Linked DNA regions of Homo sapiens: region 2 is linked to region 1. A link is an interaction called in ENCODE POLR2A ChIA-PET data of the cell type or tissue named here. Cell type or tissue: GM12878. All regions are shown on one strand. Each heading gives the region's core, and the rest is flanking DNA. Links, peaks and the distances in the headings are about the cores only.

What was found. Peaks named below come from ENCODE experiments on the same cell type or tissue, not always from the same donor. Only the 100,000 strongest peaks of a DNase experiment are listed, where the experiment ranks them.
Region 2: POLR2A ChIA-PET joins it to region 1 with 6 read pairs; 17 of 35 experiments call an interaction of 5 or more read pairs at or near these places.

The regions. Positions count from the first base shown.
Region 1 is chr12:56,293,696-56,299,614 of GRCh38, forward strand. All of the region lies in intron 1 of CS (citrate synthase), which reads right to left. Among named protein-coding and RNA genes, the nearest start is that of CS, 3.7 kb to the right of the region's middle. RefSeq lists enhancers at 5,816-5,919, 5,901-5,919. In GM12878, for the core only: no CTCF peak of the experiment used is centred there; no DNase peak of the experiment used is centred there; H3K4me3 peaks cover 3,263 bases; H3K27ac peaks cover 1,417 bases.
Region 2 is chr12:56,193,832-56,201,279 of GRCh38, forward strand. LOC107984468 (a long non-coding RNA gene) reads left to right here. Exons shown (of 2, transcript XR_007063330.1): 2 at 1-1,186. Among named protein-coding and RNA genes, the nearest start is that of TRS-CGA4-1, 7.2 kb to the left of the region's middle. In GM12878, for the core only: no CTCF peak of the experiment used is centred there; no DNase peak of the experiment used is centred there.

The DNA of each region.
Region 1 (5,919 bases), core at 1,685-5,684:
AGAGCAAGACTCCGTCTCAAAATAATAATACTAAAAAAAATTAGAAAACAAAACAGAAAAACCTTGCGGAAGAAGCTCCTGATTTTAACAGGGACTTCGTCCTTCATCAACAAAAGATCAGAGCTTGCCAAGCCAGCAGGACTGGCTTAGCTGATGGAGCAAACACAATACACTAATAACCAGTAGGAAAAAATCCTGTACTACAGACACTTCCAATGCAGAAGGAACAACTTGCATTCAGAGAACACGAACACAAATAGGACAAAGGCTCCTCTCTCCCCAGAACCAGGTCAGAGAACTAAAGCCATTTAATGTGTGTGTTTCACAACGGTGATACTGGAAGTCGGTTTGGCACTACATGGTCAGGCCACTTAAAAGCCTGAGCAATCTACAGATTTCATACTTTGACCTCCTTCATACTTACAGACATTTCCTTAATAATTCTACCTAACTGTCATTTTCCAACAGTCTCTTCACGTGAATAGTCACCGATCACTGCTGGGTGCAGTGGCTCATGCCTGTAATCCCAGCACTTTGGGAGGCCAAGGTAGGCCGATCACCTGAGGTGAGGGGTTCAAGACCAGTCTGGCCAAGATGGTGAAACCCTGTCTCTACTAAAAATGCAAAAATTAGTCGGGCACGGTGGCGCACACCTGTAATCTCAGCTAACCGGGAAGCTGAGAAAGGACAATTGCTTGAACCCAGGAGGCAGAGGTTGCAGTGAGCCGAGATCATGCCACTGTACTCCAGCCTGGGCGACAGAGCAAGACTCTGTCTCAAAAAAAAAAAAAAAAAAAAAAAAGATGCACTGATCACTCAGTAAGGAGGACTGCAAAAGATACTCCTCCAGCTTCCATCTTCAGAAAGGAATCACAAGTCTATTTTTGTTTTTTGAGACAGAGTCTCTGTCACCCAGGCTGGAGTGCAGTGGTGCGATCTCGGCTCACTGAAACCTCCACCCCCTGGGTTCAAGCGATTCTCCTGCCTCAGCCTCCCGAGTAGCTGGGATTATAGGTGCCTGCCACCATGCCCAGCCAGGAATCACAAGTATTAAACTTTCCTTTCAGTAGGAACACTTACTGTTCTTTTGTTGAGACGAGTCTCACTCTATTGCCCAGGCTGGAGTGCAGTGGCATGATCTCAGCTCACAGCAACCTCTGCCACCCGGATTCAAGTGATTCTTGTGCCTCAGCTTCCCTAGTAGCTGGGATTACAGGCAGCTGCCACGATTGGCTGATTTTTGTATTTTTAGTAGAGACAGGGTTTCACCATGTTGGCCAGGCTGGTCTCGAACTCCTGACCTCAAGTGATCTGCCCACCTCAGTCTCCCAAAGGGCTGGGATTACAGGCGTGAGCCACTGTGCCTGGCCAACACTTATTGTACTTTAATTTAATGAACTTTTTTTTTTTTTTTAAGAGACAAGGTCTTGCTATGTTGCCAGGCTGATCTCAAACTACTGGGCTCAAGTGATCCTCCTACCTCAGCCTCCCAAAGTGCTGGAATTATAGACATAAGCCATCATGCCTAGCTAATAAATATTTCTTGGCCGGGCACGGTGGCTCATGCCTGTAATCCCAGCATTTTGGGAGGCTGAGGCGGGTGGATCACGAGGTCAGGAGTTCAAGACCATCCTGGCCAACATGGTGAAACCCCATCTCTACTAAAAATACAAAAATTAGCCCGGCGTGGTGGCATGTGCCTGTAGTCCCAGCTACTAGGGAGGCTGAGGCAGGAGAATAGCTTGAACCCGGGAGGCAGAGGTTGCAGTGAGCCGAGATCACACCACTGCACTCCAGCCTGGGTGACAGAGCGAGACTCCATCTCAAGGAAAAAAAAAAAATTCTTGAACACCTACTTATTATGTGTACACTAAGTATATACTAGTGAATAAAGAATATAGGATCTGTCATCATAATACTTTCTCAGGAATTAGAAACTATTCCCTTACTTCTGCTAGAAGTTCGTAGAAGTTTTATGGCTGGGCGCGGCAGCTCACGCCTGTAATCCCAGCACTGTGGGAGGTGGAGGCGGGCGGATCACGAGGTCAGGAGATCGAGACCATCCTGGCTAACACGGTGAAACCCTGTCTCTACTAAAAATACAAAAAATTAGCGGGGCGAGGTGGTGGGCGCCTACAGTCCCAGCTACTCAGGAGGCTGAGGCAGGAGAATGGCGTGAACCCCAGAGGCGGATCTTGCAGTGAGCCGGGATCGAGCCACCGCACTCTAGCCTAGGCGACAGAGCGAAACTGTCTCAAAAAAAAAAAAAAAAAAAAAAAAAAAAAAGAAGTTCTTACAAGTTTTAACTCCCTGACACTTTAGGGATTTACAAGAAACTTTTCCAGATCCCATCCTACTTTGCAGAATTGTAATCTGAAGGTAGGATCCAGGAAACTGCAACATAAGCAAGCATTACAGGTGACAATGCCCACTGTGAGTTTACAGACCTTTTAAAATAGCATCATGTTAAAAGAAATACAGAGGGCTGGGTGCAGTGGCTCACGCCTGTAATCTCAGCACTTTGGGAAGCTGAGACTGGTGGATTGCTTGAGCCCAGGAGTTCGAAACCAGCCTGGACAACATGGCAAAACACTGTCTCCAAAAAAACTACAAAAAAATTAGCCAGGCGTGGCTGTGCGTGCCTGTGGTCCCAGCTACTCGGGGGGATTGCTTGGGCCCATGAGGTTGAGGCTGTAGTAATAGCAAGCCATGTTCGCACCACTGCACTCCAGCCCCACCCCCCAAAAAAAACCCAAAACAGAGAACTAAGGAACTTGTGCAGTTGAAGCACAGTTGAAGCCAGAACTGAAAGATAATCAGATGCTAAGAAAGATCTATTGCTACAGTTGCCTCATTACGGTTTTAAATTTCACATCCTACTCTGTTGCATAAAGTATTGACACAGGGCAGAAAGAATCATTGTGTGGCTTTATTGAAATCCACCAAGTCTGGTTTCCCTTCTGCTGCCCCTTGGATTTTAAGTCAGGAATGCCAACTCTATCGCTGCTACCTACCATACTATTCTTGCTGCCTCCCCATGCATTCATTCACCTGCTACCAACCTAAAGGCCACTGGGAAGACCAAATGCAGTCATCTCACCACTAACACCCCATAAGGCTTCCCCTGCCATTCTAGTATCAAGGAATCACCGTTACTTTGGGTAGGCTGATAGTCAAAGTGAGGGCACAGAGATATGAGCCCTTACCTTTAAAAAATTTGGGCTTTAAAACCTAACTAAATATTTTGCAGGACAAAACCAACTCGGTTTTGTTGAACCCAATTTCTGAGTAGGACTTATACAGGTGATGTTGTACAGTGGTATAAGTCCAATGTAAAGAAACCATTGGTTCCTTTGCATTTAAGTGTCTTGAAAAAGTCTAGAAGTAATCTAGAAACATCTTTGAATTGATTTACTCAGTTTCAAACATACTAGCTTGGAGAAGCAATTTTCAGTGGCTCAAGAGACAGTTCCCTTTAGCTAGGGTTGGTTAAGCATGTTGACTTCAAAAGTCCAGAAGTGAACTGCAGCCCTACTTCAATTCCTAGCCCAAATCCAAACCCAGATCATCTGTGAAAAGACATTTTTGATGTCACAAAACTGAGTCACCCACAGATAATACTAAGGCCATTGCTTAGCATTAATGAATTTGGATAAACAAGAAGTCAAATAATCTCAAAGCTCTCTGAATTAGCTTCTAACTCAGGTGTTTTAAATTATGTGACATTTAAATTATGTGACAGTGAGAGTAGAACAATAGAACAATGACTAATTCACATGTTGTCTCCTAGTAAGGTTAAAAAAATTCGCCAGTCTGGCCAATATGGTGAAACCCCGTCTCTACCAAAAATACAAAAAATTAGCTGGGCGTGGTGGTGCACACCTGCTAACCCCAGCTACTCAGGAGGCTGAGTCACGAGAATCGCTTGAGCCTGGGAGGCAGAGGTTACAGTGAGCGGAGATTACGCCACTGCACTCCAGCCTGAGTGACAGAGTAAGACTCTGTCTCAAAACAAAAAAAAATTTCTTCTCAGAAAAGTAAAACTACACCTGACGCTGAGACTCAAAGTGGTAAGAGTCAGTTCTCCCTGGTAGGAAATTACTGCCTCCCAAAGTCTACCTTACTAGCAAAAGTAAAATTACCAATTATGACTAGCATTATCCACAGGCTAATCTAGAAAGCACAGGCAGGTGCTAGCAATGCTGACAAGCCAACAAGCTTCTTGGTACCCTGGTCATATTGCTTATTTCTCAGGAGATTTCCAGTCCAATAAACTCATTATTGGGCTTTGCTACCCCCCCCGCCCTTTTTTTTCTCTTTGAAACGGAGTTTCGCTCTTGTTGCCCAGGCTGGAGTGCAATGGAGCGATCTGGGCTCACCACAACATCCGCCTCCTGGGTTTGAGCGATCCTCCTGCCTCAGCCTCCCAAGTAGCTATGATTACAGGCATGTGCCACCATGTCTGGCTAATTTTGTATTTTTCGTAGAGATGAGGTTTCTCCATGTTGGTCAGGCTGGTCTCAAATTCCCGACCTCAGGTGATCCACCCGCCTCTGCCTCCCAAAGTGCTGAGATTACAGGTGTGAGCCACTGCACCTGACCTACTTTTAAGGGTCAAAAGCCTTCTAATGGCTTTCAACTGATAGGTGACTAGGATCGTCAGGCCATCTCTAACAGGAAAATAATGGTACCATAATTATGTAGCTCTGTCATCCCAAAAGTGTTCTGAGCTTCCCTATGGGCTTAAGGAGGAAAATAAATTCAATAGGTAAATCCCAAGGCTTTTTCACATTCACTGCAGGGTTAGACTATCTGGTCTGGGTTAGCAGCTCAGAAATGAGCTAATTATAGTGTCCCCCATTCTGCCAAAACGCTATCTAGAACTTGCTTCATTTCCCAAGAGGTTTCCTTACCCTTTTCCCCAGCAGCAGGAGAAGCAACAGCCAAGTAAGACAAGCATCTCCCAAATGCTCAGCTAGTACTTGCCACTGGGTGCCTGGAAGAACCAAGGTAAATCTTACAAATTTCACTTTGTGCCAACCATGAAAAATAACGCACAGCAGGCCAGGTGCAGTGGTTCACACCTGTAATCCCAGCACTTTGGGAGGCCGAGGCAGGAAGATTACTTGAGCTCAGGAGTTCAAGACCAGCCTGGGCAACATAAGGAGACGCTGCCTCTACTAAAAATCAAAAAAGATTAGCCAGGCGTGGCGGTGCACACCTGTGGTCCCAGCTACTCGGGAAGCTGAAGTGGGAGGATTGCTTGAGCCCAGGAGGTGGAGGCTGCAGGGAGCCTTGGTCACACCACAAGACTCCAGCTTGAGTGACAGAGCAATATCCTGTCTCAAAAAAAAAAAAAAATTACATACAGCAAGCCAAAACCATCCTAAGGCTTTCCTTTCCTTCAGATGCTGTCAGCTTTAAATTATCCGCAGGAAAAACTAAGTTCTTTGCAGAAGTCAAGGTCACTTGTGGGACTGTCCCCTGCTTGGATTAGAGGGCTGGGACTCCCTCAGCACAGCAGTTTCTGTCTAAAAGGGCCAAGTTACTTAGAACTAAAAGTACTGCAATTTGAAATTGAAGGCATCATTACCTGCAACAGTATTTCTATGTCCCAAAAGGCAATCAATACCAAGTAAAGGACCCCAAAGAAGGAGAGAAAGTTCCTGGATAAAGTAGACTTAAGATCAACGGCATAACCTGGGTAAGCAAGTAGTATGACGGTCATGTGACCTTGGCATTAGTATCTCTTGCCGAGGATCTTCATTTATTGGCTTGCAGTTTGGTGGAAACACCTTTCTGGTTCTTTCTGCAATCATGTATGATAGTCATGCAGGAGGTTGTACAGAAGTGCTCCACCCCACCCAAGCTCCTCCTATATAAAAAGTGCAAGAGTCCCAAGGACAAAGAGGAGGGCCT
Region 2 (7,448 bases), core at 1,589-5,588, 100 kb before region 1:
TTTCTTTTTTACTTTTTTACTTTTTATTTTTTTTTGAGACAGAGTCTTGCTCTCTCACCTAGGCTGGAGTGCAGTGGCACAAGCTCGGCTCACTGCAACCACCACCTCCCAGGTTCAAGCAATTCTCCTGCCTCAGCCTCCCAAGTAGCTGGTATTACAGGTCCCTGTCACCATGCGCCTGGCTAATTTTTTTTTTTTGTATTTTTAGTAGGGACGGGGTTTTGCTATGTTGACCAGGCTGGTTTTGAACTCCTGACCTCAAGTGATCCACCTGCCTCAGCCTCCCCAAGTGCTGAGATTACAGGTGTGAGCCACCGCGCCCGGCCTCCTGAAGTTTTTTAGACGTTAATAGAAACCACTGGACAAATTTAATAATCTCTTCTCAGTCTCCATCCTTTCTGTGTTTGAAACAACATTGATTTCTTACTGGCCTTCAGAAACACTTATTGTTTTTCTCCTTCTCAGTATACTGCTTCTCCACCTCATTTGCTTTCTTCTTCCTCCTGTGGAATTTCCACCAAAGCTTCATTCTCCCGAGACAAAATCTCAGAGCCACCTTTCCAGGTATGTCCTCAGCTAAACCATGGTCCTTTATCTCCAGCTGTTCACATCTCTGCACAGCTGACCTAGTGTCACCTAATATGCAAACAAAGCTTCTCTTCCTCTCTCACAATCATCGTTCTGAACTTTTCCCACTTTTGTTGATACCACTATTCACTCAATTCCTTCATTTCCAGCTCTAAGAATTAATTATCTGAAGTTTGTTTTCTCCCAAGCCCATCACACTGATTCATCAGTTGCTTCCCCAAGCACATCATCTTAATTCATGCCTGTTACGATGGCCTTCAAGGTGCCCTAGTTTCACCACACTGAAATCCACCCTATATTAGTGTGATTACACTGCTTTCATCATATTATTCCCCTGTCCAGGAACTCAGTTCCCCATCTAAACAAACACATGATCCTATTATCAACATACCCTGCCTAAATTGCCCGTTTTTCTTACCCTTACATCTTTCCACTAAGATACCTTCCATCTAATCTGGCTGGTCATCTCCGTGTGACAGCCCAACCCCTGCCATCCCTCATGAAGTTCCTTCTCTTTACTAACTAGGTAGTCTCACCATATAATGATCTTTTCAGCAATAAATTCTTAGATCTTAAAAGTATTATTATTTTGCCTGGACACGGTGGCTCACGCCTGTAATTCCAGCACTTTGGGAGGCCGAGGCGGGTGGATCACCTGAGGTCAGGAGTTTGAGACCAGCCTGGCCAACATGGTGAAACCCCGTCTCTACTAAAAATAAAAAAATTATCCGGGCATAGTGGCGCATGCCTGTAATCCTAGCTACTCAGGAGGCTGGGGCACGAGAATCGCTTGAACCCCGGAGGCAGAGGTTGCAGTGAGCCGTGATCGCACCACTGCACTCCAGCCTGGGCGACAGAGTGAGACTTTGTCTCAAAAAAAAAATTAGTCTCACTTTGTCGCCCAGGCTGGAGTGCAGTGGTGCGATCATGGCTCACTGTATAACCTCTGCCTCCCAGGGTCAAGGGATTCTCCTGCCTCAGCCTCCCGAGTAGCTAGGATTATAGGCGCACGCCACCACACCGCCTTATTTTTGCATTGTAGAGACAGGATTTTACCATGCTGCCAGGCTGGTCATGAACTCCTGACCTCAAGTGATCCTCTCACCTCGGCTTCCCAAAGTGCTGGGATTACAGGCATGAGCCACTGGGCCTGGACTTAAAATTATTTTTATGTAACTAACTTTTTTTTTTTTTTTGAGACAGAGTCTCACTCTGTCTCCAGGCTGGAGTGCCGTGGCGCCATCTCGGCTCACTGCAACCTCCGCCTCCTGGATTCAAGTGATTCTCCTGTCTCAGCCTCCGGAGTAGCTGGGACTATAGGCACATGCTACCACGCCCAGCTAATTTTTGTATTTTTAGTAGAGATGAGGTTTTACCATGTTGGCCAGGATGGTCTCACTCTCTTAACCTCGTGATCCACCTGCCTTGGCCTCCCAAAGTGCTGGGATTACAGGCGTGAGCCACCGCACCGGCTGGTAATGTTTTCTTTTTTTTTTTTGAGACAGAGTCTTGCTCTGTCACCCAGGCTGGAGTGCAGTGGCGCGATCTTGGCTCACTGCAAGCTCCACCTCCCGGGTTCACGCCATTCTCCTGCCTCAGCCTCCCCAGCAGGTGGGACTACAGGCGCATGCCGCCACGCCCGGCTAATTTTTTTGTATTTTTAGTAGAGACGGGGTTTCACCGTGTTAGCCAGGATGGTCTCAATCTCCTGACCTTGTGATCCGCCCGCCTTGGCCTCCCAAAGTGCTGGGATTACAGGCGTGAGCCACCGCGCCCGGCCAGTAATGTTTTTTAAAGCTAAAGTTGGGGAAGAACTATATATAAGATTTGAGATAGGATCTTGCTCTGTTGCCAAGGCTGGAGTGTGGTGGCACGATCTTGGCTCACTGTGACCTCCATCTCCCGGGCTCATGCGATCCTCCCACCTCAGTTTCCCCAGTAGCTGGGGACTACAGGCATGCACCACCACACCCAATGAACTTTTAAATTTTTTATAAAGACACAGTTTCACCATATTGCCCAGGCTGGTCTTGAACTCTTGGGCTCAAGCAATCCACCCACCTTGGCCTCCCAAAGTGCTGGGATTACAGGCATGAACCACTGCACCCAGCAATAACTTAGTATTATCCTCTTTCAAGTTGTCGACTTGTTCCAAATTCTAAGAGGCTTGGGTCTCTGCAGTTTTTTTTTTTTTTTTTTTTTCTTGAGACGGAGTTTTGCTCTTGTTGCCCAGGCTGGAGTGCAATGGCGTGATCTTGGCTCACCGCAACCTCTGCCTCCCAGGTTCAAGCGATTCTCCTGCCTCAGCCTCCTGAGTAGCTGGGATTACAGGCATGTGCCACCACACCCGGCTAATTTTGTATTTTTAGTAGAGATGGGGTTTCTCCATGTTGGTCAGGCTGGTTTTGAACTCCCGACCTCCAGTGATCTGCCCGCCTCGGCCTTCCAAAGTGCTGGGATTACAGGCATGAGCCACTGTGCCCAGCGGGTCTCTGCAGTTTATCCAGTAAAGCAAATCATTTTAAGACTTGGGCTGAAATGACCTCATCCTACACTTGCATCAGGGATGCTCTCATGGCAGAAAACATTTCCGGAACTCCTTCACAGCTAGTTTATGAGCCACATTTAAGTGATTCATTACTTCAAAATTACTTTTAAAAAATTAGCCAACTTTATTATGCATCTATTTGCCAGATTTTGTTCCAGATTTTATCTGGAATTCCTCATTCCAGATAGCTAAGAAGTCCCATTCTTAGCCTTCTTCCTGTTCTTAAGTGTTTGCATGCATTCCTAGCATTTCTTGATCTCTTCTGGGCAGATAACTACTCCATACACATCTTTAGCCCTAGCTTCTTGTTTTGTTTTGTTTTTTTTGAGACGGAGTCTCACTCTTGTTGCCCAGGCTGGAGTGCAATGGCGGTGATCTCATCTCACTGCAACCTCTGCCTCCTGGGTTCAAGTGATTCTCCTGCCTCAGCCTCCCAAGTCGCTGGGATTATAGGCATGCACCACCACGCCCAGCTAATTTTTATTATTTTTAGTAGAGATGGGGTTTCGCCATGTTGGCCAGGCTGGTCTCGAACTCCTGGCCTCAGGTGATCCACCCACCTCAGCCTCCCAAAGTGCTGGGATCACAGGTGTGAGCCATTGCACCTGGCCCCTAGCTTCTTGTTCTTAAGCTCCAGACCATGTTTCCATTTCCTGACTAAACACATCTATGTGGGGGCACTCCCAACCCAGTGTTCCCCAGATGAACTCATTTCTTCACCCCCAAAACCTGCTCATCCTCTTCTACTCCCTATTTAGGCTAATGATACCATGTTCTCATCCACAGTCTGGAAATCTCCATCTTTATCTGTGACTCATTTTTGGTTACTTGTCCATGTTTTTTGTTTGTTTGTTTGTTTGTTTTTGAGAAGAGTCTCACTCTGTCGCCCAGGCTGGAGTGGAATGGTGCGATCTCGGCTCACTGCAACCTCCACCTCCCAGGTTCAAGCAATTCTGCCTCAGCCTCCCAAGTAGCTGGGATTACAGGTGTGCACAAGCACGCCCAGCTAATATTTGTATTTTTAGTAGAGACGGGGTTTCACCATATTGGCCAGGCTGGTCTCAAACTCCTGACCTCAGGTGATCCACCCACCTCGGCATCCCAAAGTGCCGAGATTACAGGCATGACCCACCGCGCCTGGCCTGTTGTTGTTTTTTAAGAGATGGGTCTTACTCTGTTGGCTCACCATAGCCTCTGGGCTCAAGCAATCCTCCTGCCTCAGTCTTCCAAGTAGCTAGTACTACAGTCATGCACTACCATGCCCAGCAATAGTGTCTTTTTATTAAAAGTTGTTAGGATGACTAAATTAATGTTTAATGTTTACAGTAGTGCCTCACAGTAAATAATCTGGCCATTACATTTCTTTATTGCCAGTGTCCAATCCTGTTCAGAACTTAACCCTGATGATTCCTTTACGAAGCCTTCCTTCCCACATTCCACCAGATATGTAGTTGGCCCCTTTCCTCCTCATTGTCCCATTGTACTTAGTCCCTATCTATTAGCAACATACTATTCTATATTTCCCATTATTTGTTGTTCTAGTGTGTGTCACCTACAATGCTGCAAGTTCCTTTAAAGTCTGTTCTTATTTTTTTTCTGAGACAGGGTCTCATTCTTGGCACTCAGGCTAGAGTGCAGCGGCGCAAACACAGCTCACTGCAGCCTCAATCTCCCAGGCTCAAGAGATCCTCCCACCTTAGCCTCCCAAGTAGCTGGGACCACAGGCATGTGCCACTATGCCACTTTTTTTTTTCCATAGAGACAGGGTCTTGCCATGTTGCCCAAGCTGTTCACAAACTCCTGGGCTCAAGGAATCCTCCCACCTTGGACCCCAAAGTGCTGAGATTACAGGCGTGAGGCACTGGCCCCTTTAAAGTCTTATTTCTCAATTATTTATACATCTTAAATGCTTGGTACTATGTCTAACACATGACAGGTACACCATAAATGTTGGCTGAATCTAATCAGTTACTAAAACCTGTCAATTTTTCTTCCCAAATGTCATTCTCTCTTTCCTGCAGTATTTCAAGCCCTTATCCTCTGCTTCCTTGAATTACTACAAAGCTCACTAACACTGCCAACACCAGTTTCTTACATTCTTCCCATTCTTGCATTCTCTCAGTTTCTTGCATTCTTTCCAGAGTAATGGGTTGGAAGTCATTCCTCTTCTCAAAAACTTACCGGTAAAGTCCAAATTCCCTAGCATGCATTCAAGGCCTTCCAATAATTGGCCCCAAATTACTTCTAGTCTTATCTTCCATTATTTCCCTTCATTATTCGTCTTCCAGTAAACTCTATGCTCCAGATTACATTAGTCTCTGCCTTCTTCAACATTTTCTTCACCCTTTTTTTTTTTTTTTTTGAGACAGTTTCACTCTTGTTGCTCAGGCTGGAGTGCAATGGTGCGATCTCGGCTCACCTCAACCTCTGCCTCCCAGGTTCAAGTGATTCTCCTGCCTTAGCCTTCCGAGTAGCTGGGATTACATGCACCACCACGCCCAGCTAAAGTTTTTTGTATTTTTAGTAGAGATGGGGTTTCTCCATGTTGGTCAGGCTGGTCTCAAACTCCTGACCTCAGGTGATCCACCCGCCTCAGCCTCCCAAAGTGCTGGGATTACAGGTGTGAGCCACTGCACCCAGCCCTCTTATTTGTTTTTATTCATGCTGGGATCTCAACTTAAAGTGCATATTGGTGGACCTTACTTTTTGTTTTTTGCCCACAAGCATTTTAAGCAGATGAGGTCTCAGGACAGGGCGGTGGCAGTGAGCCAACATCACACCACTGCGCTCCAGCCTGGGTAACAGAGTGGGACCCTGCCTCAAAAAAAAGGAGACGGGATCTCAGTCTCTCACCCAGGCTGGAGTGCAGTGGTGCAATCACAGCTCTCTGTATCCTTCAATTCCTGGGCTCAAGGGATCCTCCCACCTCAGCCTCTCAAGCAGCTGGGACTACAGGCACATGCCACCACACTTGGCTAATTTTTTAAAAATTCTTTTTGTAGAGACAAAGGCTCACTGTATTTTGTAGGCTGGTCTTGAACTCTTGGGCTCAAATGGTCCTCCCACCTCAGCCTCCCAAAGTACTAGGATTACAGGCATGAGCCACTGTGCCTGGCCCACAAGCTTTTTCTTTTTTTTTTTTAATTTGGGCCAGCACTTAAAAGCTGTGAAATTTAGCATAGCCAGGCACGGTGGCTCACACCTGTAATCCCAGCACTTTGGGAGGCCGAGGCAGGTAGACCACCTGAGGTCAGGAGTTCGAGACCAGCCTGGCCAATGTGGTGAAACCCTGTCTCGACTAAAAATACAAAAACTAACTGGGCATGGTGGTGGGTGCCTGTAATCCCAGCTACTCGGGAGGCTGAGGCAGGAGAATCACTTGAACCAGGGAGGCGGAGGTTGCAGTGAGCACCACTGCACTCCAGCCTGGGCAACAAGAGCAAAACTCGGTCTCAAAAAAAAAAAAAAAAAAAAAAAGAATCAGGCTAATGATGGGGCAATAGGGCATATCTCCTAATGTTACAAAATGAAGAACTTCTCTCTCCTGTGATGTGTTCTATCCCCAGAACTGTCTAACTTGAATCTCTCAAGGCCCTATCTAATTTTGTTTAGTAAAACGGGCTAGGCCAGGCGCGGTGGCTCATGCCTGTAATCCAAGCACTTTGGGAGGCCAAGGCGGGTGGATCAGTTGAGGTCAGGAGTTCAAGACCAGCCGGCCCAACATAGGTTTAAAACCCCGTCTTTACTAAAAATACAAAAATTAGCCGGGCATGGTGGCACGTGCCTGTAGTCCCAGCTACTTGGGAGGCTGATGAGGCAAGAGAATCACTTGAGCCCAGGAGGTGGAGGTTGCAGCGAGCTGAGATCGTGCCACTGCACTCCTGCCTGGGGGACAAAGCGAGACCCCATCTGAAAAGAAAAAAAGCAGTCAAGTTCAAACGACCATTCTCCAGAAAACTGGCTCAATCTTTTCTTTTCTTTGAGACGGAGTCTTGCTCTGTCTCCCAGGCTGGAGTGCAGTGGCACGATCTCGGCTCACTGCAAGCTCCGCCTCCTGGGTTCACGCAATTCTCCTGCCTCAGCCTCCCGAGTAGCTGGGACTACAGGCGCCCGCCACCACGCCTGGCTAATTTTTTTTTTTATATTTTTAGCAGAGACGGGGTTTCACCATGTTAGCCAGGATGGTCTCGATCTCATGACCTCGTGATCCGCCCGCCTCGGCCTCCCAAAGTGCTGGGATTACAGGCATGAGCCCCCGCGCCTGGCCAATCTTTTCAACAAATTAGGGTTACACAAAAAAAGGTGGTTTCAT